Regions from separate parts of the Homo sapiens genome. Here region 1 is linked to region 2. The links are chromatin loops, found by intact Hi-C in ENCODE. Cell type or tissue: stomach. All regions are shown on one strand. Links, peaks and the distances in the headings refer to the core of each region. The heading gives the core; the rest is flanking DNA. Region 1 overlaps LINC03062 (long intergenic non-protein coding RNA 3062). Region 2 overlaps LINC03062 (long intergenic non-protein coding RNA 3062).

Region 1 (12,299 bases), core at 1,851-9,850, 56 kb after region 2:
GTTTTTCTTATTGCAAATTCAAATTAACTATGTACTTTGATTCCCAAATATCATCACTAAACACTACAGAAAGCTTTAAGAAAACAATGCAGAAAGAGCTCTAATGCACCCAAAATTGTCCTTCTAGAGAGCACAAGGCTTTGCTGAGACATGATGCTTCCTAAGTGATATCCCATCATTTTTGGATGATTCCATTCAAGAATAAGCAACAGGGTTTTTCTAAACCCCTGGTGGACATATGACAGAGTTGTCTATCAAATACATGAATGAGTCTGGGGGCCACATGTGTCTTGGTACAAGAGGATCAAGTATACAAAGCATTCTAGTAATTGCACCTTCAGCTTCTTGTCCTTGAGGCTTGGCTTCTCCCATCCCGACATGGCACTCACGGGCTCCCTTCTCCCTCTGGAGGTCACCCAGTTTTCTCCTCCCTGTGCCCAGCACCTCAAGAGCATGGAGGGCCTAAAGGACAAAGGAAGGAAAGAGACCGCACCCCACAATCCCCACCCCCACCCTGCTGAGGAGCGCAGAGGATTTGAAAGAGGCAGAGATGGTTAACTGATGGCACCAATGCCAACAGGACTCTGCATTTGGCCAGAAGGACCTCAAGGAGGCCTAGGGGCATAACGGAGACCCAGTCTTTTAGCACAGGGAGAGACAGCAGCCCTGAATATGGCCGTGAGGAGCTCCTGTTCTCAGGAAGTGGCCAGTCCTATGTGGGTGGCAAGCCAGAGTTGCCCGGTCGGGGCAGACAGACCCGTTGCTCACCAGCCTCATGTGGCCTCAGATGTCTTTTCCAGTGTTAGGGGAATGACATAGCATGAGGCCAAAGCCTCTCTGCTGCATTTTCACAGTGGAGTTCTACATGGAGCTGCCTGGGGATGTGATGTCAAGGGGACAGCGGCCTCCAGGGTGAGCGGCCTCCAGGGTGAGCAATGGCCCTTTATTTGTCAGATATTTGGAGAAGTAGAAACTGCTAAGAAGAGGAACCAAAGCCTTTCAATGTCATGGCCTGAAGAGAAGAGACACTTACAGGGATGACACAGATGGAGGCAGCAAGACCAGCCAGGTCCACTGGCTCCTGGGCCATGCAGCCTTGGGTCAGGGCACTGTCAGAGAAGGTGCCCTCAGGTAGAAACAGTCAATACAAGCAATTTATTCACTTCCAAGAAGGAAGCCTGAGCTTCCCCTAGAAGGGAGTTGTTCTGCATCTGTTCTCACTACAAAGCCACTTCTCCTGCTTCTTAGCTTCCCCTTCCTTCACCATGATGCCTCTGAATTAGACCCACTGGCCCCAGGGCTTGCCTCCCCTGCCCCCTGCACCTCACTTCAGGATTGCAGACTAAGGAGGTCCAAGTCAGCCCTTCACCTTGCATGGCCGGCTGCAGTGAGGGGAGGGGGGCAGGGATGGGTTCATGTGAATGTCCTGGTGTAAAGGTCAGAGCAGAAGCAGAAACCTGGAGGGGCATCTGCAGACATGAGGAGCAGGAGGAGCTGCAAGAAAGAATGCTCATTCCTTCCTTCTTGGTTCATCTTCCAACCCCTGGGTTTCCCCACATTCCAGGACACTCCCCAGCCTGCCTCCCCCATCCCACATCTCCGCGTCCATCAGGGTCTCAGTGAGGAGCTCAGTGGGCACAACCTGGCCCGGGACTCACTGGAGATCCAGACCAGACTCATCTCCCCTGGGCCAGCCAAGGGCTCTGGGCACAAGAGGTAACACCCCTGTCTCCATTTCCTCACTGTACACTTCAGGTGCTCAAAGCCACATGACCCTGCTGGCAGGCTGCGATGAGAATCAAATCAGAATCATCAGTGCCGCCCTCTGAATACAGGCATGATGGAACCTGGGCACCTCGAACCCTCCCGAAACACGGCGTGCACTCAGCCTTACCACCCTCACCACCCACACCCAACATAGGACTCAGAATTGTCTGTTTTTCTTCAAGAAAATATGAGGGCAAGCCCCGTGAGCCTGGACCCTCTCACCCATCCTCCTGAAGCAACAGGACCACAGAGGGGAGCTGGCATTTATTAACCATCAACAGTATGCTGGAGTCTACTCTTCTGGGGGCTGCCCAGTGGAATCTCTTTCTGCAGATAGCAGGCATCTTAAGTGAGGTGGGTAGCACGTCTCACATGTGGAGTGTCTGGTGCAGAAGCTACTGCCTGCCAGCCACACCCCATGGCATGCCTCCCAAGGTGGATGGAAAGTGCCCAACACACCCATCGGCCACACTCTGCCACACCTCCCAAGGTGTGCCCAATGCACCGAGGAGACAAGCCGAGCAGAGTGCCTCACGCTACCTGGGCAGCAGGGCAGATGTGTGGTCTCCCGCTGGAGATCAGGAGTAATCTTGTGCCTGGTGTCTATAAGATGGAGCAAACACTTCTGCATAATTGTCAATTCCAAAAGGGCCTTGATAACCCCTTAGACATTCTGAAGAAGGAAAATCTTCCAAGTTACTTTTTAGCATGTGTCATTTTATTACTAATTGATCATATAATTTTTGTCATTTTTATTGTAAAGATATGATTTTTTTTTGAATGTGCCATCAGGGTCAGGCCCATGTTGAAAACAGATGGCACAGGCACAGGGTTAACAGAAGAGGGACTCATGAAGGGATGTGTCCACAAGGGCAGTGCAGCAGGCATGGCATGAGGGGCAGGGGTGAGAAGCAAGGGAGAGGCAGATGCTGTTGCTAAGGGCCAGCCTTAAGGGGCATGGAGTTGGCAGAGAGGCCACGGAGCAATGAGGAGAGGACTGGCAGAGAAGCAAGCACGCAGGCTCAGCAGAGCCTCCTCAGCGGGGAGGGCTGGTTCTCCCTTCTCCACGGCACACTGCATTCATCACAGGGCCCGTCAGTCTGTACAGATGAAGGGTAGCTGCAAAGCCTCTGCTCCTGCTCCCACAGGGAAGTGGAGTCAGTTCCCAGTCCCATGAATCTGGGCTAGCTCCATTCACTTTTCCAGGGGACATACCAGGAGAGACACACATCGGAGGCTCACTCAGAAACCTGGCAGCTTCCACCTCCTCTCTTGCAACCTTCTCCCTCTGGGAGAAAGTCCACAGACCCCAAGACAGTCAAGATGGAGACACGTGTGAGTGCTCTGGTCAATGGCCCCTGCCAAGTTCAGCCTCTTGGCTACCCCCATAAAGGCCCCAGCATGGGGATGAATCTGTCTTGGACTTCCCCAAACAACCCACATGCCAGATGTGGTATCACAAGTAACCTCCATCAGCTCCGCAGGGAAGAGAACAACTGTTCAAATTCCTGACCCACACAATTAGGTGATACAATAAAACGATGGTTGTTCTCAATGTCTACATGGGGGTGGTGTGTATGCAGCAACATCACCAGGACCTGAGTCTCTGTTTCACTTTCAGTCCCCTCTATGAGCTCATTCCACATCTCCAGCAGCACTAAGCTGTCACAGCGGTGACACAGCATGGGCATGGGCTCTCTGTGCTGCATCCTGGTGCATGCAACCTTGTCAAAACAATGCTACCTGGTTTTGACAGTAGTAACATATTGGTGTGCAAATGTACTTTCACACACACCTCAATACATGCAGGACTCATGCTCGGGCTAATGTGCTTGGGCAAAGAGGCATTATTAGCAAAGACCGGCATTTAACTGAGTTTTTAAAATTTCAATGAATACCTACTGAGGCTTTAATAGATCCCAGGTACTGTTTCTGGGATGCTGGTGATGGAAAACTGCTTTCCACTCAAAGAGATCCTCTGTCTTCATTATAGGAACTGCATGTGGATGCCTGGAAACCTGATCTCGCTCAGCTTGGTCCCAAGAATGTGAGATTCTGACAGCAGAAATGCTTTGTCAGCCCCACGGGCAATGGAGTCAGTGACTGATACTCTACCACTCTGGTTCTGATGGAAATAAAGAGAACAGCTGGCCCTGCTCCTGCTTGCATCGCCAACTGTGGACACCTGAGCCAGCCTCAGTGTTTTCAGGTGGAAGCAGGCACAGCATCACCAGTGTGGGCTTCTCCCCGGAGACTGGAGGACCACATGGGGAATGCACATGATCACATGCATAGTGCGCTATGTGCTGTGAGCAAAACCAGCTCCTCACAGCCATGCTTGTTAGAACCTGTAACATCAACCACATACACAATCCCTAAGAGGGAGCCTCAGAATGCGGTGTCCTCAAGCAGCGCATGTGCTCCCCACCACTCCACAGGGCCCAGTGGCCCACAAGGCGTGCCTTGGAATGCTATGCTGGACACAGATGGGGCATCACTCACCTTCTCTGTGCTTCTGTGTTCTCGTCCTCTGTATTAGTTCATTCTCACACGGCTATAAAGAAACACCCAAGACTAGGTAATTGATAAAGAGAGGAGGTTGAATTGGTTCATGGTTCCACGGGCTGCACAGGAAGCATGGGGAGGCCTCAGGAAGCTTTCGGTCATCGCGGAAGGCAAGGGGCGAGCGAGCAGGAGGAAGAAAGGGTGGGGGCAGGGCTTACACGGTTTTAAACAACCAGATCTCGTGAGCGCTCACTGTCACAAGAGCAGCACCAAGAAGCACTACCACAAGAAGCACTCGCGTGATCCAATCGCCTCCTACCAGGTCCCACCTTCAATACTGGGGATTACAGTGCGACATGGGATTTGGGTGGTGAGACGGATCCAAACCATGTCATCCTCCAAAGAAGAGAGTTAAACTAGAAGCCCCACGGTGCCCCTGACCCCATTGCCAACCATCCGTGATGATCACTGTGGACATGGTCAGGGTTTCCCCTCGAGCTACAACAGGCACCTTCAGAGGTGTCTCATCACTGCCCCAGCAGTGCACACGGTCTGCAGTGCTCATTTCACACGGTGGTTCTCCTCCAGTGTTGAGAAGGATTCTGAGGCTGTGTTCAGACACAGCCTGTCAGGTGAGTTCGTGGTGGCTGCCCAAGAGGAAGGAAGTGGTGGCGACTTACATGTTGATGCTTTGCCAACCCAGGTTTATAGGAAGTCCGGTGGGGAGAGGACTGCATGTCACGTACATGGACTGACAGAGAAGGGACAGCTAAAGTCTCCATATCAGGGACAGGGCTTGCACCCCACTGCTAGCCAGCCTCTGAGGCTGAAAAACAGCTGGTCCTCCTCAGTCACTCCATGCTGAGAGGACAAAAGGCCAAGGTGACCCAGCCTGTGACCGGACCTGAGCTCCAGCCAGGTCAGAGAATGTGCTTCGACCCAGCAGCCAGCCCTCTGGATGACTCCACACTCAGGGCCTGGAAAGTGAAACCGCTTGCGGAAGGCAGTGGAGGTGCAGCATCGCTTTCACTCCGGGGGCTTAGGGAAAAGCATCCAGCGGTGTGTGTGCCCGCACAGGCAGAGTCCGCCTGACCCCGCAGGAGATCACAGTCCCAAGATGTCTTTGCAGTCATCACTCCCTCTGAGGGGTGTCGGGGGCCTTGTGCACAGCATGGTAGTTCTAGGAGTCGTCGTTTTTGCAGGGTTGGGTGAGGCTTTGGAATTTGAAGAACAAAATGCGTGCTTTTAAAAAGAAGTTTCGAGCAAGCTGGGCAGGCTTCCAGCCGTGGACCCTCCTTGTTGTGATGCTGCAGCTGAATGGACAGACAGGGCAGTGCAGGCCTGAGCTCCCACAGCAATGCCTGGGGTGGCTGGCTACTTACTTATGCTGCCAAGGCCCACCTGACCTATACAGGGACAGCCCCTGCCCTCCTCGCCTTCCAAGACCATCTGTTTCACAGGTTTATTCTCATCAAGGCCCCACCACTGTGAGGCACCAGGCACTGGCAGCCAAGGGCAGGAGGACTGGGGCTCTGGCCTCCAGGAGCTCAAGGCCTCATTGACAATTGACAGTGAGCTGGCACACCAGAGTCCCAGGCCAATCTCAGCATGTGCAGGCTCTGCCGGATTGTGAGGCAGCAGGGAGGAAGGCCCAGTCACTTGGCAGGTCAGGGGATATTGCAGAGGGTGTAGATTAAACTGGGCTGTCAAGGAAACAGGAATTTGCCAGACAGGGAGCTGGAGGAAGAGTTCTACACAGAAGACATGGCCCCTGCAAAGCCATGGAGCTATGAGGTGTCGGGCTGCGGGAAGCGTGGGCAGCTCTGTGGTCTGGAGCAGGAGTCCTTGAGTAGGAGGAAGCTGGAAGGTCACTGCAAACAAGATCTAGGCTGGGAGGAGGGATCGGCTGGGTCAGCCATACGGCCAGAGTGGGGGGGACCTGTTGTGATGGGAGGGGAAGCCAGAAGTGCCTAGGGTCTGTCGGTGAGGGGACGAGAAAGAGGCAGGTGTCCAGAAAGGGAAGGTTTGCGGGCACCCGCAGGGGGCTAGCCAGTGGCATACAGACCACAGTGGCTGGCAGGAGATAGAGGCATGAAGCCAGCTCCAGGGCTCTCGGGGAGCGCTCCCCAGCTAGGCTGGAAGAAGGGTAATGTGGCAGGAGGGGGCCAAGGAGGATCTTGGAAAGAGCAGTTGCAGCAGAAGGATGGAAATCAGGGTCGAGGGCCTCTGTTGAAGCCCAGGAAGGAGCTGCAAGAAAGGAGTGGGCATCACAGCCAGCAGCCATGCAGGGCAAGGCAAGGGGAGCAGGAAACACGACCCTGGGATCCGGTTCCTCAGAGGCCAGCAGTGACCCAGTGACAGGGGATTCAGCAGGGTGAAAAGAGCTGCCCTGAAAACCCCACACTCTCACAATGTACACGAAAACAGATGACAGTTGGGTTAAATATATCAATACGCTTTAAAAACTATCAACTTAATAGAAACATGTGGAAGGAGATGTCATAACCTTGGCACAGGACAACCCCCCTAAGCAGAACGTGAAAATCCAGAAGCTCTCAGAATATTGCTACCTGGAAACACATAAAGCCAAAACATGTGTGTAGGGTCAAAGAGAACACAGAGTTTTAAAACAAACAACAAAGTGGGAGGAAACATTTAAGCCCTCCATGACAAAACTAAGGGTTATGGTCCATAATACGTCAAAAGCCTTTACAAATTAGTAAAAAAAAAAAAAAAAAAAAAAAAAAAAACAGAGACAAACCAGTAAAAACATTGGCAAAGCAAAACTTTGTCAAACATTGCCAAACTTTGCAAAACTAGAAAACAAAGACAAACTTTGGTGACAGCAAGAGTTTCCCAACCTCCCTGGCAGGGGACAGGCCCACCATTCTGGGCAAGGAGACAGGACATCAGGTGACGAGAACCCCTGCAGAGCTGAGGCAGCCGGAGCACATTGTCTCCTGTGCCCCTCCCTTCCCTGCTGCAGCCACCCGGAGTCCAAAGGCAAGGCTTTAGGAAGGAGAACACAGAGTAAGGAGGAAAATACAACCTGATCGTGTTAGCTCATTCGATCATGGAGTCTGTCTATTGTAAGAGTTAGCATTAATTTGGGTTGAATTAAGTTGGGTTAAATGTATGAGGATTAATTTTTTTTTTTTTTTGAGACGGAGTCTCACTGTGTTGCCCAGGCTGGAGTGCAGTGGCACGATCTCAGCTCACTGCAAGCTCCACCTCCCAGGTTCACGCCATTCTCCTGCCTCAGCCTCCCAAGTAGCTGGGACTACAGGTGCCCACCACCATGCCCGGCTAATTTTTTTTTTTGTACTTTTGGTAGAGACGGGGTTTCACCATGTTAGCCAGGATGGTCTTGATCTCCTGACCTTATGATCTGCCCGCCTCGGCCTCCCAAAATGCTGGGATTACAGGCATGAGCCACCGCGCCCAGCCATGAGGATTAAATTTAAAGCAACTTTGAACTACTGTACTATTTTTGACCCATCCTCAATACTTTCAAAATATTGCTAACATCCAGTATTGGAGAAGGCATGAGGAAAGAGGCATTCCAGTACTCTGTTGGTGGAAGTATACATTCATACAATGTTGTTGGAGAATAGCTTGGCAACAACCATAGAACATTTAAAATACATACTTAGCAATTCTGCTTCTAAGAATCTATTCTACAAACATATTGCTAGTGATGTAAATATATATGTATATATTTCTACTGATTTCTCTATATATTTATATATATTTCATTGCAGCACTGTTTGTATAAGCAAAAAAAAAGTTCAAACAACGTAAATAGCCACCAAAAAGGCATGAAGTTAATAAAAGAGGACCCATTCTAAGGAATATAATGGAACTGAAAAAATCAGTGGAAAAAAAAATCTCTATGTGTTAACATGGAGGAAGTCCATAATTTATCACATGAGAAGCCAAATACTGATTGAGCATCCTAAATCTAAAAATCCAAAGTGCTCCAAAATCCAAAACTTTTTGAGTGCTGACATACTGCTCAAAGGAAATGCTCATTGGAGCATTCTGGATTTTGGATTTTCAGATTAGGAATGCTCAACCACTGAGTATAATGTCAATATTCCAACATCCAAAAGAATTCAAAATCTGAAATACTTCTGGTCCCAAGCATTTCATATAAGGGATACTCAACCTATAGCAGGATATCTATACAGGATTATTAAAAATATGGGTTTTATTTAAAACACACTATATCACTATACGATTGCTTATATGCAGTTATTTTATATGTATACATGAATCCCCCCCACACACAGAGAGATACACACACATAATTTTAAAATACCTGGAGGATAAATCAGAACACCTGAGGGAGAATAATCCAGTAAGATAGGGATAAATTGGGACTTTCTCTTTGATTTTATTTTTCTGCATTATATTACTTTTGTAATACAAAAGAAAAAATAAGAAGAAGGTAGTTAGTAAAATTGAATAAGACAGTGCATGTAAAAATTGGGTGTGAGAAGAGAAAGAGCAGGTGGCCTGTGTACCTGTGGACCTTCCAGGTTAACTGGAAAATCTCACATATGTACGTATACATGCATTTTTCTTTTCTAAAAGATGTTCTGTCGCTTTTATCAATTCTTAAGAGCAATCCACCAGGCACAGTGGCTCATGCCTGTAATCCCAGCACTTTGGGAGGCTGAGGCGGGCGGAACACAAGGTCAGGAGTTCGACACCAGCCTGGTGAAACCCTATCTCTACTAAAATTACAAAAATTAGCTGGGCGTAGTAGCACACGCCAGTAGTCCTAGCTACTCGGGAGGCTGAGGCAGAAGAATCACTTGAACCTAGGAGGCAGAAGTTGCAGTGAGCCAAGATCCCACCATTGCACTCCAGCCTGGGCGACAGTGCTAGACTCCGTCCAAAAAAAAAAAGAGGTCCAAAAAAGTTAGAAGCACTGATGTATACTATGTTTTCAAGAAGTTTGACCATAAAGGAAAACAGACATGGAAGCCACTTGAAGGGAAAAGGATGTCAGGAAGGTACCTGTAAACTTGGGATAAACATCATGCCAGATGAGGCTGCAGATCTTTCAGAATCTTCTGAAAGATTCTGTATTAATCTAAACCAAGGAAAATGTGGCCACTTTCATAGGCAATCAGTCAAGTTTTCTAGCAGCAAATTTACCCATTGAGCTTTGCACCTTACTGAAAGTTTGTCTGAGTATGAGATTCTAGTATGCAAATCATTTCGCCTCAGGATGTGGAAGGCATCTTTCCACTGGTGTTTGATTCCCGTAGCTGCTGAGCAGGAGTTTGAGGTCAAGTTCATCTTAAATCCTTTGCATATAACCTATTCTCTCTCCCTGTCTCTCTCTCTCCCTCCCTGCCTCTTCCCACTCCCCACCCCAACATGCCTTTAATATCGTCTCATTATCCCTGGTATCCTGAGTTTCATGATGATATGCATTGATGTGGGGCTGGGGGGATTTGTCCACCATTGCGCTAAGCACTTCATGTTTCTTCCAGCCTAAAAAATCCCCCTCCTTCCATTTTGGTAAATGTCTGTGATGATTTCCTCTCTCTCTCTTTTCTATTTCTGGAACTCCTCTTTTATCAGATGTATCTCCTTGAATAGTCTTTGAATTTTCTTCTTGTATATCCCTTTGTTTTTCTGTTCCACTTTCTGGAAGAGTTCCTCAACACCGTTTCTCAAACTCCTATTGAGTTTTTTACTTAGGCCACATATTTTTCTTTTCTAAGAGCTCTTTCACATACCTTAAAAGTTATCTTTTTAACATCTCACCATTGGCTATTTCTTTGTTTTTTTGCATTTTCTTTGAGTTGTCTTTGTTTTTCTAATGCATTGTACTTCTTTCCCTGAGTTCCTTTTTTCTGTTTGTTGCTGTTTTGTTTGTTTGCGTGCTTGTGTCTTCCCAACAGAGGCTTTCCCCAGCTGCTCAGGTGTCTAGGGCCATCTCTTTCACTAATTAAGGCCCCAGTCGGCTGGCTGGAAGCTCAGTGTGGATGACCAGAGGTTGTCATAGGATCACTTCACTGTAGGTTTATCAGATGGGTACCTGGTGGTCTTATGCCAATTAATAGGTCATTTTTCTTTGGTTTCTCAGTTTCACCAAAGAAGAATCCTTTGACATTCTGGGTAACGGGCATAATCCTGGTGGCAACATTCCCAAAACTGAGTGGAGGGCTGAGTGGGAGGGATCTGACTATTCAGAAAGCAGGTTTTCACTTAATTCACCTGCTCTCCATCTAGGTTCTGTGTCCTCAACTCCGACTGGAATCTCCAAGTTCAGAGCCTCCTGGGTCAGTGTCTCCAAGGAGTAACTCTCCTGCCTTCTGCAGGGTGGCTGTGCCACACCCTGGCCTTTGGTGCTTCTGATTGCAAGTCTCCTGGGGTTCCGTGTGACCATTGTTGCAGCTGTAAAACATGGTTCCACAGTTCTCGATGCTCTTCTATTGAGAGGTAAGGGTCTATGGACCCTTCAATCTGGCAGGCTTGTGACTGCTTCAAACAACAGATTATGGTTAAAAGAAGGGCAATGTGACATCTGCATCTAGGTCAGAAAAGGCCAAGCAGCTGTCACCTAGAGACTTGGAATGTTCCCTCTGCGCACTTAGCCACCATGCTGTGAGGAAGCCCCACCACATGAAGAGGCCACGAGGAGATACTCTGTTGACAGCTCTAGCTGAGTCTAGCTTTTGAGTATTCCCAGCAGGGGCTCCTGACACAGTGGATCAGACATAAGGTAGCCCTGCTCTGCTCTGTCTGAATTCCTGACCCACAGAATCTGTGGGGATGATAAAATGATCTTTGTGTATTCTCATTTGGGCTAGTTTGTTGTGCATCAACAGTAACTGGAACAACCATAGGTTTTCTTCTTTGTTATACCAATACCACCACCCCCCTCTCTCTCACACACACACACACACACACAAACTTGCTGGTACATAGGTTTTAGTTAATACCTGTGTATTAACTAAATACACAGGTATTAACTAAGCTAAGCCATGTACTTTCCATTTTCCAAAATTGTGTTGACACGTCTGATCTGCTGGTATCCACATCCCTTTGGATTGATATCTTTTCCTATTCATTTACTATAATTTTGTGATGATTCAGAGGGAATGTAGAAAAACACACATAATCGATGTGCCAATTTTAACCAGAAATTGCAGCAAACCTTTCCTTAGTGCATCTAAATGAGTAAACCCAGAGCCAAATTAAAATCACTTCAGGTAAACTGAGGCAGTAACTTGGGAAACAGTTGTGCCCCAGGGTCTCCCTCAGCCACAGCAAAATCACTGCCATATCTGTACAGTCATTCTGAGCCCAGGCAGGCTTCACCTTCCATTGCTTCGTGTACATGTAAAATATCAAGAACAAAGGGGGAAGCTTCCTGCATTGATCTCCAAGATGCTTAGAGCTCACCACTAATTTAAAATAAAAGTTTGATCCAAAATGAGGCAAGAAATTTCCCCAAAGAAAAAATATCTCTCAATGGAAAGTAGCTGAATGTCCTGTGAGTTGGGCTGGGTCTTGCTGTAGAGGAGGAATGGCTGGGGCCCCACAGAAACGCAGGCTTGACATTGGAAACAGTGAGCTCAGGCCCTCTCGGCCACTGGAGCAGTCACAGTGCAACCCCCACTCCCCCAAGGAGTGTGTGGCTTTGACAGTGACTTAACCACAAATGGTAAATCTGGTCAACTGACTTTAATTGTGAGCTCCGACTAGGAACAGGTGGAGTCTGAGGTTTAATACTACTTAGATCAGTAATTTTAGATTTAAAAACATCGTTCCAAGGTCACAGGCTGCATCCATAAACCTGGCAGCCCTATCAGATACTTCTCTGTTGTGTGTGAATCAGCAGGACCTGTCACAGTTCCTGGAAAAACAACTCCAAACACACACCGCCCCGCCTCCCCCATAGTTCCGTAAACTTGAAGAGAGAAAGCACGACCATGGTGATTTTCAGTACATTCAGTGGTACCCAGAGCAGAGAATTGCTACAATGCCCTAAATGACTGACT
Region 2 (12,299 bases), core at 2,735-10,734:
CTGTGCCTGCCTCCCTCAACAGGGTTCAGCAGACATGGCCTGCCATGTCTGCCAAGGCATTAGCCTGGCTCACTCCCTCAAAACGCTTGCTCTGAGAGAACAGCTGCCATGTTGTGAGGAAGCCCAGGGCTCACAGAGGCACAAGGAGGGGCTTTCTGTGGCACAACCCTGGCTGAGCTCCCAGCCACGGCCAGCACCAACTTACAGCCAGGAGAGGGTGCCCTCTTGGACATGAAGCCTTGTGAAGCCTCCACAGCTACTGCCACAGGTATGGGGAAGGCTCCATTCCCCCAAAGAAATGAAACAAAGTAGTATATGCTTCCTGCCCCAAAAACTGCAGAGGAGGCATCTCCATGGGGACCTCTTATGTCTTAGGCCCTGTGGCAGTTTCTGAAATGGCTCACAATGATTCTTAGCTCCAAAAATTCATACCTTCCCCATATATGCATGCATCTAGGCATATTTTGTGTGACCACGTGTGTGGGGGAGGTATATATGTGTGTATGTATGTGAGTGTGTGTGTATATATATAATATGTGTGTGTGTCTATGTGTATGTGACTAGGTATGTAAGTGTATAATTATGCATGTGTGGGTGTGTGGGTGTCTATGTGTGTATGAATGTGTGTGGTGCGTGTAAATGTGTATGGATGTACATGGGAATGTGCATATATGTATGTGTATGAGTGTATGTGTGAGACTATATTTCTGTGTGTGTGAGTATATGTATGTGGGTATATGTGCATGTATGTGTGTAGATGAGTATATGTGTGTATATGAATGAGTGTGTATGCAAATATGTGTATGGGTGTATGAGTGTATGTGTTCGTGAGAGTGTGTGTATGAATGCATATGAGTGTATGTGTGTGCAGGTATGTATATGTGTGTATGTGTGAGTGTATGAGTGTATGTATGTGTGTTTGTGTGTGGGCATGTATGTGTGTGCACATAAGCTGGACCTAGTGAATGACAAATAAATGAAATGAATAAACATTAATAAAATATGACGAAGCTGGCAGGATGTCATTTCCAAGGTCACCTTGTAAAAGACTGAGTTTAATCTTGCTTTCACTGTCTTTTGCCTTCTCAGCTTGCTCATTTTGATGAAGCAAGCTGTCATGCTGGAGGGTCCCATGTGGCAAGGAACTGAAACCCTCTGTTCAACAGCCTATGAGCGAGAAGCCACATGAGTTTGGAAGTAGATCCCTCCCTAGTCGAGCCTTGAGATGACAGAGCTGTGACTGACACCTTGGCTGTAGCCTGTTCCAGACCCTGAAGCAGAGGATCCAGTTAAGTTTTGCTCAGATTCCTGAGCTACAGACATTGAGATAATAGATATGATTGTTTTAAGATACAGTGTTTTGGGTTAATACATTATATAGCAATAGATAATAAAGACAGATTTTAGTATCAATGTAATGTTGCGGTAAAAAATGCCTGAGGCCGGGCATGGTGGCTCACACCTTTAATCCCAGCACTTCGGGAGGCCAAGTCATGCAGATCACAAGGTCAGGAGTTCAAGACCAGCATGACCAACATGGTGAAACCCAATCCCTACTAAAAATACAAAAATTAGCTGGGTGTGGTGGTGCATGCCTGTAATCCCAGCTACTCAGGAGGCTGAGACAGGAAAATCGCTTGAACTGGGGAGGCGGAGGTTGCAGTGAGCCAAGTTTGTGCCATTGCACTCCAGCCTAGGCAACAGAGAGAGACTCTGTCTCAAAAAAAAAAAAAAAAAGGCCTGAAAATGCAGAAGTGGCTGCAAAACTGGACAGTGGATGAAAGTGAATGGATTTTCAGGTGTGTGATACAGAAAGCCTAAACTGCTTTGGACATATTGTTAGCAGAAATCTCAGCTTTGGGAACACTGCCAGTGAAGGTTCAAGAGGAAGTGAGGGACATGTTATAGAAAATTGGAGGAAGGGGATTCTCATCACATAGTGGCAAAAGGTTTAGCTACACTGCTGCTTGCAGTTATGCGGAGTGCAGAACTTGGACCTAGCAAACTGTGTAGTCTAGATAAGAACTTCAAGGAAAATGTTGAAGGCATTACCTGGTTCTTCTTGCTGCTTATAATAAAATGTGAGAGGGGAAAGTGAAACTGAAGAAAGAACTGTTAGAAAGACTTGATGACACAGAAAATTCTCATCCTTTGCAAATAGCAAAAGATGCTAAAATTAAGAATATCTAAGCAACATTCAAAATTTTCTAGAAATAAAGGCAATATGTGATTGTGCAATCTTTTGTTAAAATCTCAGAACAGTCATAATATCAGAGTACAATTGAGACACCTGAAGGGCCCTTTTAAAAAATTGTGTACCCACAATTCCTCTCTATTGAGTCATGGGGTCTGTAAAAAGCATAAGGGTGTCGTCCCTAACCTTTCTCAGCGGAAGTCCAAATTAGAGAGGAACACATCTCAAAGAGATAGGTAACTGTGGCTTTGAAGCCACAGTTTAATTTATCTAATGAAGTGGGTTCCAGTGAGATTCATAGAAAACCCACAAATTGTCTGAAAAAAACTACATCAGCAAAAGCACTTCCAGCTTGAACTAAAAGGGACAGAGCCAGGGCAAAATGAAAAGAGGCAATTGGACCTCAACGTTTGACCGGCAGGAAGGAGGCTGAGAGAACTGCTCAGAGGCAAACACATTTTGTCTTTCATAAAAAAGTAAGTATACTAAAAGGACAAAAGTAGGAGCCCAGAGGGTAGAGCCAAGAGCCACAGAGAATGATTCCCAGGCCTTGAGACCTAACCAAAAAAATTCCAATGTTTTCCCAGCTGTACTTCAGAATTGCTATGGATCAGTGCCTACTGTGTGCCTCCCATTTCCCCTTTTATGAACAGAAAAGATTATACTGTTTATCCCATGCCTGTCCCTCCATTGCATGTAGAGTGAGTGAGGGGAAGATAACTTTTGTCTTGAGTTCATGAGTATAAGACTGAAAAGTGCTGTACTTGAGGATCTGTACTTAGGCAACCTCATCTAAGGAGCCTCACTCATCCCCTGGACTTGATTTAAATGATGAGATTTTTGACTTTGAGCTGGTGCTGTAATGTAATGAGATTTGGGGGGACCTTGTAGGACATAAATTATTAAGAGCCAGGAACAGCCTAAGTTAGGCAGCTCCCGAAATGGTTCCCAGGGGTCTCCACCTCTTAGAGTTTACACTCTAATGACCCTTTCTCTTTGCGGAGGTAGGAAGCTGAACCTGGTGGGTAGCTTCTAATGAACAAAACACAGCAAAGGTGATGGGAGGCCACTTTCAAGACAGCGCTATGAAACACTGTGACTTTCCTCATGCTTGAGCTTGCTCTCCTTCACATGCTCACTTTGTTGAAGCAAACTGTCATGCTGAAGAAATCCAAAGGGCAAGAAGCCAAGGACAGCCTCCAACCAACAGCCAATGAGGAGCCAAGGCCCTCGGTCCAACAGGCTGGGAGGAACTGAACCTGCTTGTAAGGATGCAGTATGCAATGGACTGAATGCTTGCATTCCCCAAAATTCACACACTGAAATCTTAATGCCAACGTGATCGTTTTAGGAGGTAGAGCCTTTGGGAAGTGATTAGGTCATAAGGGGGGAGTCTTTATGAATGGGATTAAGTGTCTTTATGAAAGAGGCCTCAGAAAGCTTTCTCATTTCTTCTGTCATGAGAGGACACAGAGACAACATGGCCATCTATGAACCAGGAAGCGGGGCCTCAACACGCACTGAATCTGCCAGCACCACAATCTTAGACTTCCAGCCTCCAGAACTGTAAGAAATAAATGTCTATTTTTTAAGCCACCAAGTCTGTGCTATGTTTTGTTATGGCAGCCTGAACTGACGGAGATACAGAGCTTCCTCCATTCAAGCTTTAAAATGACTACAACAGGCCAGGCACGGTGGCTCGCACCTGTAATCCCAGCACTTTGGGAGGCCAAGGCGAGCGGATCACCTGAGGTCGGGAGTTTGAGACCAGCCTGACCAACATGGAGAAACCCCATCTCTACTGAAAATGCAAAATTAACTGGGCATGGTGGCACATGCCTGTAATCCCAGCTACTCAGTAGGCTGAGGCAGGATAATCACCTGAACCCAGGAGGCAGAGGTTGCAATGAGCCGAGATCGCGCCATTGCACTCCAGCCTGGGCAACAAGAGCAAAACTCCATCTCAAAAAAAAAAAAAAAGACTACAACAGTCCCAGTCAACACCACAAGGGACCCTGAAGCAGGGGACCCAGGTAAGCCTGTGCACCATTGTATATGCCCAGATCCCTGACTTGCAGAAACTGGGTGGTAATAAGTGCTACTGTTTCAAACCATTGTGTTTTGGGGTATAATTAGTTAAGCAGAAATAGATGACTAAAACGTCCCACTTTCCAGGGGAATAGGGGATTACCTGGGTACAAGTAATGACCTTGGACCAGTCTCACCTGTGACCCCCAGGAATCCACATCACTGAAAATGCTTATTTGAAATGAGGTTCAAGGGGTGGTCCTGACCTTCCCAGACTAGGACCAAGATGGTTCTTATGGACACTGCTGCTTGTGAATGGAGGTGAGGGCAATGGCTTCTGATTCCCCATAGCTCCCCATAGCTCCCGTGAGGGCTTCTGTTACCATGACACCTTGGATCTATACCTATGCCATGCCTCCCTGGTCCCTGAGAGCAATGTCACTGTCACTAGGGATCTCAGAGCCCATTCATGTGTCCACTAGCAGAGAGGGGCCACCGCACCTGCACACTGACCCCTCAGCCAGATTGAACCCAGCAGGCTCTGGCTTCCCCAGGGTGAGTGTAGGAGAATTAATGCTATGGGGGTCTTGATGAGGTGAGAGATGCCTGGTAGGGAATTCCCTCCCTCCCCTGCCCCACTGCTGGGCTGTTCTGAAGCCCAGTTGTTCTCTCGGCCTATCTGAAATGCCCCACAAGAGGCACAGGTGCCTGTGGCCATGTGGCTGCTTGTCCTCCTAGGACACCCCACCCTGCCCCTGCCCCTCACCCTGCTTTCCTGGGCTTCCACTCCCTGCAGTCATCACAGGAGCCTTTGCCTCAGGCTCTGTTTTCAAGCTGAAGATGGCACTTCAAAAAAGCCAGATGAGGCTCTAGACCAGGCCAGGTTGGAGGACTACAGCACCAACTGTGATCCGGCAGTGGGAGCAGCCACCAGAGTTTCTGCCCCTGCATGAGGCTCCTGAAATGCCCCAGCAGGAGTAAAGTCCCTGCATTCCCTAGACAGGGGTGGAGCAAAGGGGCTTTTCTCAGTGCTCAATGTGAGTCCCCAGCAACCAGCAAAGAGGGGATGGCCATGTGGCAAGGACTGACAGAGGGGACCTAATGCCCAGGGCCACCCAGAGAACCCTCAAGTTCTCCAAAGAGCTGCCTGCTCACCTTCTGTGAGGCATGGGCATGGAGCTGTGCTTCTGCCCCACGTGTGCTCCAACAGTAGCTCTGGCCGCGGAGGGAGGAGGGAGCCCAGGGACTTTGTGACACTGTTTTTCACCGTAAGCTTCCTTAAACAAACAACATTGCCACGAGCCAGAATTAATTGAACCCACATGCCAGTGTTCTGAGTGGCTGCCTCTATGTGTATGTGTGTATAGAGATATGTAGGTGTGCATGTGTGTGCATATATATGTGTACTGTGTACTTGCATATCATGTGTACATGTGCATTCTGTGGTGTGCTTGTATGTGCATATGTGTGTGAGTGTATATGCATTGTGTGCATATATGTGTGTGTGTATGTGTAGTGTATGTGCATGCATGTATATATGTGGGTATGTACATAGGTATGTGTGGATGTGGCTGAATGTGTGTATGTATGAGGGTGTGTGAATGGGTGTGTAGGTGCATGCATGTACATGGGGGTTGGGCACGTGTGTGGGTGTGTAGTGTGTGTGGATGTGCATACATATGCGTATGTGGGTGTATTGTGGATGTACCTGTGTGTGTGTATGCATGTGTGCATGGGGGGTATGTACATGGGTGTGTAGTGAGTGGCGTGTGTGCGCATATGTGTGCGTGTGTACAGAGGTATTGGTCTAGTCCTCCCCAGCGTGCTGAGCCATCGCTCAGGGCTAGCAGTCACTGCTGGGCTATGTGTTCTGCACTAAATCGTCACAAACAAACAATGTTCCCAATTTACAGATGAGAAATCCAAGGCACAAGGAGGTGAAGTCCCTCACCTAGGCCATGGGGACAGCTATACAGCTTGGGTGGTGACACAGACCTGTGTTGAGATCCCTGGCCTGCCACAGCCTGGCCAAATGGCTCGCCTTTCCTTTACCCCTCCTTGGTAATGTGAGGACAAACTGCTCACCTGCAGGACCTGTGGGGAATCTGAGAGCTCTCGTGTGGGGAGAAGCTTGCCTGGTGTCTGAGAGAGCAAGTGCCCCTCCTCGTTCACTCACAGGAACTTCCTGCACACCTACTCTGTGCCCGGCATCACGCTGGTGCCATAAATCCAGCTCCTGGAAGCAGAGCTCAAGCATGGATTCATGTGATTTCTAAAGGGTTTGCTCCTGGATAGCAAAAATGGAGGGAGAGGTGTGGGGCAGGGAAGGGGAAGAGGCCAGGGTACAAGTTCAGTAAGAGCCCCAGCCCCTACCTGATCTCACCTGCAGCATCGATCGACAATGAATGTTTAAGCTGTGACGTGGTTGTTTAAGCTGCCTTGAATGGTCCGTGGTGCTCGTTGCAGAGACCCTAGCAGATGAAGACAACCCCAGGCCCCCAGAGCAAAGGGAAAGCAAGGCCTCTCATCCTCGCTGCCTGGACTCCCCCGACCGGGCACTCCATCTCCCCAGGAAGGAGTGTGGGGAAACAGCCCCGTCTACACTGGGGACAACCCACTTCCAGAAGCCCCTGTCCAATACTTTTACCCTTGATTTTTCAGCCTGGAGCATTTTATAGGAAATATAATCCACATGGCATTGAGTCACTGGGCCTGAGCTCAGCAAAAGTTGTTTTGTAAGAAATGTTTTCTATCCACCAGAGGCCTCTTTTCTTAGAAACAGGAAGTCATTTTTAGCCAAGAATAAACAAGCTTGACACTAAGCAGGTTAGTTTTTCACACAAAGCCCCTGACGGACTTTGTGGACTTCTTAGTCATAGGTTGGATTTCCTTTTCGGACTCTTTTCTTTTGACTCTTGACTGTTGAAATAAGATGAGTTCGCACTGGACCTACTGCCCACGGGACCCCCACCAAGCCACCACGCGAACATGGCGTGCATGGCCCAGGGTAGCAGCAGAGGCCACGTGACTTCAGCAGGCCCGATAACACTAACAGCTACCATTGACGGGGGTACCAGTACTTGGTGGCAGCATGCTGTAATCGTAAAGAAAATGAGCTGTAGATTTCTGAGCTCATCACTCAACCTCTCTAAAGGCCACAATCCATGTCTATAAAGAAATGTGGACAACCAACTGACAAGCTCGTTGTCAGAATTCAAAAAACCAGTGTCAATGTGCACGCCCATCTCAGTGCAATGCCTGGCATGGAGCACATGCTTGATAAAGGGTAAGTAATGTCACTACTGGAGGTCACATGAGATTCACCAACAGAGAGAACAGGGGCGGGAAAGGGGCTCTTTCACATTTGTTTTAATCCCTAGAACCCAGTGCTGTTACTGGCATGTGGTAGGAATGTCATTTACTATGCGTTGAATGAAAAGAATAAATGAGGATACAGACGCAGTCTGCTCCTAAATATTTAACAGCAATCCTGGCTACTTAGGCTTCTCCCTCCAAACGTATTGCTTCTTCAGCTAAGACAGCAGAAGAGGTGATTTAGTCTACGGTTGTTATACTCGGCCACAAGTGAACACAGAAATAGTCCAGAGTGTCACAGGTCCAGGGCAAAGGACTAACATGGACAGTTATGGACATGAGCAAGGTGGGTCTCAGAGGTGGTCTTGGCGATCAGATGGCGATGAAGTTCTAGATGCATTGAAACAAGCTCTAGACAGTAGCATGCAGTCCAACAACTTGTACCAGCATCTCCAGCCTCTGGCATTCATGTTTCTGCTCCTGGCACCTCCATGGGTGCAAAAACCTAGCGGTTTACTTGGACCTCTGCCTCATCTTTCTTCCTTTGAGCTTCAGTCTGTGCTTTTGCTTCTTTCTCCACTTGGCTCTCGCGGTGCAGAGGTTTCCAAGAAGATGGCACTAAGGCCAAGAGACGTATTGCTTTGATATTAATCAGATAGAGTTTATATCCCTGTCAAACTCAACAGGAAAGTTTCATGGTTTTTTTTTTTCCACTTTAGCATGGATGTTCCAGGTGATGGAACCCAACTGTGGGTTATTTAGACAAGGCTCTTGCTTCCAATCCACTGGAGTGGGCGAAAGAAAGAAAGAAAGAGAGAAAGAGAGAAAGAAAAGACAAGAAAGAAGGAAAGAAAGAAAGAAAGAAAGAAAGAAAGAAGAAAGAAAGAAAGAAAGAAAGAAAAGAAAGAAAGAAAGAAAGAGAAAGAAGGAAAAAAAGAAAAAGAAGTGGAAGAAGTGGAAGCAATGACCTCAGGTGAGTCTGAAGCGGCAGGTTGCATTTTCCAAAGATGGCTGAATAACATCTAGCATCCCACTGTCTCTTCCGCGGTGTGGCCTTGCCAGTCCCTTTCAAGGGCCTCATCTCTCCCACTTGACTCTGGGCCAACCTCTGTGACTTTGTCAACCAATACAAGTTCTGATTCTTCCAAGCCCAGGCTATCCAGAGGCCTTGCAGCTCCTTGTCAACTCTTGGGACCTGGCCCTTGGGATGCTCCCTCTTGGGACCTGGCCACCATGCTAGGAGAGGCTGAGTGGAGAGGGCTCATACGGGCACTCCTGAGATCCCAGGCCGAGAGGACAGCTGAAAGCCAACATCTTTGGCCAGGCACATAGATGAAGGCACCATCTTGGACATCCGCTCAGCAGAGGTTTCAGAGACTCCAGGTCTGGGCACTGTCTGATTGGATCTGAAGCCTCACCATTGTGAGGATGGTGTGGCCAAGCCCAATCTACCCACAGCACCATGGGAGAGAATAACAAATTGTTGTTCTAAGCCACTGAGCTTTGAGGTGCTTTTAAATGCAGCCATAGTCAGCCAGAACAGTGAAGAGGGCATCAACAGGACAACAAGTCAATGAGAGGACAGGACTTCAGGAGTGATGGGAGGAGGGAAGCTCTCTAAAGAGGCACTGTGTAGCTGAAATGCAGGTGACCAGGAGCCGGGCATGCAAAGGTGAGGAGAAGCATGCAGAAGCAGTGTGGCAGAGATGCTCAGGCGGCATGAGCTGGCCTGGGGTCGGGTGGGCAGCTGGGGAGACAGTGAGCAGGTCAGAAGGGGCCAGGGGAGCTGGCCATGTGGACAGCAGCAAGGAGTTCACCGGGAGGCATTAGGAGCAGTGGCGAGCCTGCGAATGGCTTTAAGCAGGAGGCTTTGTGGTCTGACACACCCAGTGGGGAATGGATTAGGTCTGGAGGGTAAAGAAGGAGGTGGGAGCTGGGAGGCCACCCAGGTGAGGAGTGGGGAAGTGGCAGTGGCACCTCATCTCCTCAATGACCAATGTCCCCTGAACTGGCTGCTCAGAGGCTGATCTCTCTTGATGACAGGCCTCTGGGTGGGGGCACTGGGTGGGTACCCATACTGTTCACCATGCAGGGCTGACCCCACCAGTCTGTGCCAGCCTATGGCGACTGCTTCCCTGGGAGGAAGGACAGAGTTGTGTTCCTTGATCAGCACCAAGCAATGATGTTCTGTCTCATTTTAAGAGAACCCAAATGGCTCACTGGTGAGGCTCTTCCATGGAGGGGAGCAAAGCACAGAGGTTTCCGGAATGATGAAGCTGAGTTCTCACTGGTGGCCTGACTACCAAACACTGCTAGCACTGACTTCAAACTTGCAATTGCTTCAATAAAATGCCAGAGAGAACTCTTTCTAGAACAGTGGCTTTTGAACTTCTCTCTGGCCCCATAAAGAATTGCATCTTACTTCGGGAGGCCGAGGCGGGCAGATCACGAGGTCAGGAGTTCAAGACCAGCCTGGCCAACATGGTGAAACTCCGTCTCTACTAAAAATACAAAAATTAGCTGGATATGGTGGCGCGAGTCTGTAATCCCAGCTATTTGGGAGGCTGAGATGAGAGAATTGCTTGAACCCGGACCCGGGATGCAGAGGTTGCAGTGAGCCGAGATCGCGCCACTGCAGTCCAGCCTGGCGACAGAGGGTGAGTCTCAGGTGAGTCTGAAGTTTGACTCTGTCAAAAAAAAAAAAAGGAAGGAAGGAAGGAAGGAAGGAAGGAAGGAAGGAAGGAAGGAAGGAAGGAAGGAAGGGAAGGAAAGGAAGGAAGGAAGGAAGGAAGGAAGGAAGGAAAGAAAGAAAGAAAGAAAGAAAGAAAGAAAGAAAGAAAGAAAGAAAGAAAGAAAGAAAGAAAGAAAGAAAGAAGGGAAGGGAAAGAAAGAAAGAAATGCATGTTGCCTGTCAGCCGGCACCTCCAGACATGGCTGTCCGCCAAGGACAGAAGGCTCAAAACACGGACTTCCCACAGGCAGAATGCACTGGTGTTTACTCTGCTCTGCTCTCCCACACATTAAAAAAACAAAAACAAAAACACTGGTCACTTCCCACTAATGGCTCTGAACCAAAAGTTTAAAACCCTGTTCCTGAAGCCCACAGTGATGAGAAGGATGGAAGACCCGGCCTTCAGGGAGGCACCTGGCCCACGCTCCAGCCCTCACCTCCCTCTGTGCTTGTGCCTCACCATTGGGCCAGATAAGTACCCCCTGGTTTGGGCCCCGGGAAGAATAAGGAGATGGAGATGTTCTTCCTCCAGTGATCAAGCTAGTGTTGTCTAACCGAAAGAGGAGAAGCAGGAGGGTGGGACTTCCCGAGACCAGCCCCAGCTCCCAGCCCTCTGTCACAGAACTGGCACCAGGTAGAACCCCCAGAGCAATCTACACCCCTCCCAGCTCTGCCTTTCATGATTCAACCTTTCCATGGGGAGGTTTAACATATGAAAATGGACATTTCACCGCACACAATCCAGATGCAAATACAAGGGGGCACTGAAGACAAATTTTCAATGTAGCAATTAGGGATAAATTTGTCAACAGAAACTAACTGCAGCCTAGATTTATAGTCAGTGCTTTCCCCGAGATCTTCCCTGGGGACAATTCAGCAAATGCATGTCCACCAAATGCTTTTCAAATCTTCTGCAAGATGTAATGTTCTGTTGCTCCTCAGATGACTTTTTAAAAAATTTTAAAACAATGCAATTTCTTGTGACCAAACCTTATATAAGAATGATTTTTTTAACTTCAAAAATAATCAATTTATATCTCTGAAAATTCTATGTCATTTTACAAGGAAGGGAAAATCTTTTTAGCAACATAACACACGCATATATGTTAAATTTTTCAAACACTCCTTTCCAAGTTGCTTGGCTTACATATTTTCATTTACACAACTAATCTATTTTCAAAATTATTAACACTCATGATAGCCTTTAGTGACTGGAAAGAACCCAGAGAATCAAGACGTTTATGATTACAGGAAATCTATCCCAAAAACCATACTATACACACTGAGCTCAGCTCCTCTTCCCACGTAGGGGCAAAATGAAGAACTATTCAATGAATCTTCCTAAGTTAACAGGAGACATTTGAAGTTGTTTTCAAAGTTTTGCTTTACACACAAAGTGACATCACTGAAGACTAAATGCTGACTGTTTGTCTTCTTTTGCCCAAATTCCTACTTAAGGGGCCTGGAGAGTCACACTCTACAAACCATAAAGTCTCATCAGAGGGATTTTATTTAACCCTATATAACGTGGTGGCTTACTTTCCAACCTGACTCTGGCATAACATCACGTAACAAGGAAGGAAACCAAAATATTTTAACCCCAAATATATTTTCTTGCCATATCTTGAAATTGCCCTGCAAAGTCATCTCTTGTGGGGAAAAATCTACATTCTATAAAGAATGCCCTTTCCCTTTTCCAGACCTTTTCCCTGATCCAAGAGGGAGTCAACTACGAGTCTGGCACCTTTTTAAGTCTGATAAGAAACATTCACAATCTATTCTCTCTGAAGCCTCCTACTCTGGAGGTTTCATCTGCATAATAAGAACCTTGGTCTCCACAATCCCTTATCTCAACCCAGACAATTGCTTTCTATTGATTCCAGGTCTTTAGATAAACTCTTTCAACCAATTGATAATTAGAAAACTTTTAAATCTACCTGTAACTGGAAGGGCTCCCCACTTCCCCCAACCCCTTCAAGTTGTCTCGCCTTTCTAGACCAAACCAATGTACACCTCAAATGCACTTGATTG

The links. Hi-C counts contacts between places; a loop is a spot of excess contacts. Peaks named below come from ENCODE experiments on the same cell type or tissue, not always from the same donor. Only the 100,000 strongest peaks of a DNase experiment are listed, where the experiment ranks them.
Region 1: a loop joins it to region 2, with 3 times the contacts of the local background. A loop is called at or near these places in 3 of 110 quality-filtered maps.

Annotation. Positions count from the first base shown.
Region 1 is chr9:89,649,067-89,661,365 of GRCh38, reverse strand. All of the region lies in intron 1 of LINC03062 (long intergenic non-protein coding RNA 3062), which reads right to left. Among named protein-coding and RNA genes, the nearest start is that of LINC03062, 15 kb to the right of the region's middle. RefSeq lists an enhancer at 5,847-6,378. In stomach, for the core only: no CTCF peak of the experiment used is centred there; no DNase peak of the experiment used is centred there.
Region 2 is chr9:89,705,603-89,717,901 of GRCh38, reverse strand. All of the region lies in intron 5 of LINC03062 (long intergenic non-protein coding RNA 3062), which reads right to left. Among named protein-coding and RNA genes, the nearest start is that of LINC03062, 72 kb to the right of the region's middle. RefSeq lists a silencer at 94-305 and an enhancer at 5,127-5,627. In stomach, for the core only: no CTCF peak of the experiment used is centred there; a DNase peak (open chromatin) is centred at 7,011; H3K27ac peaks cover 896 bases.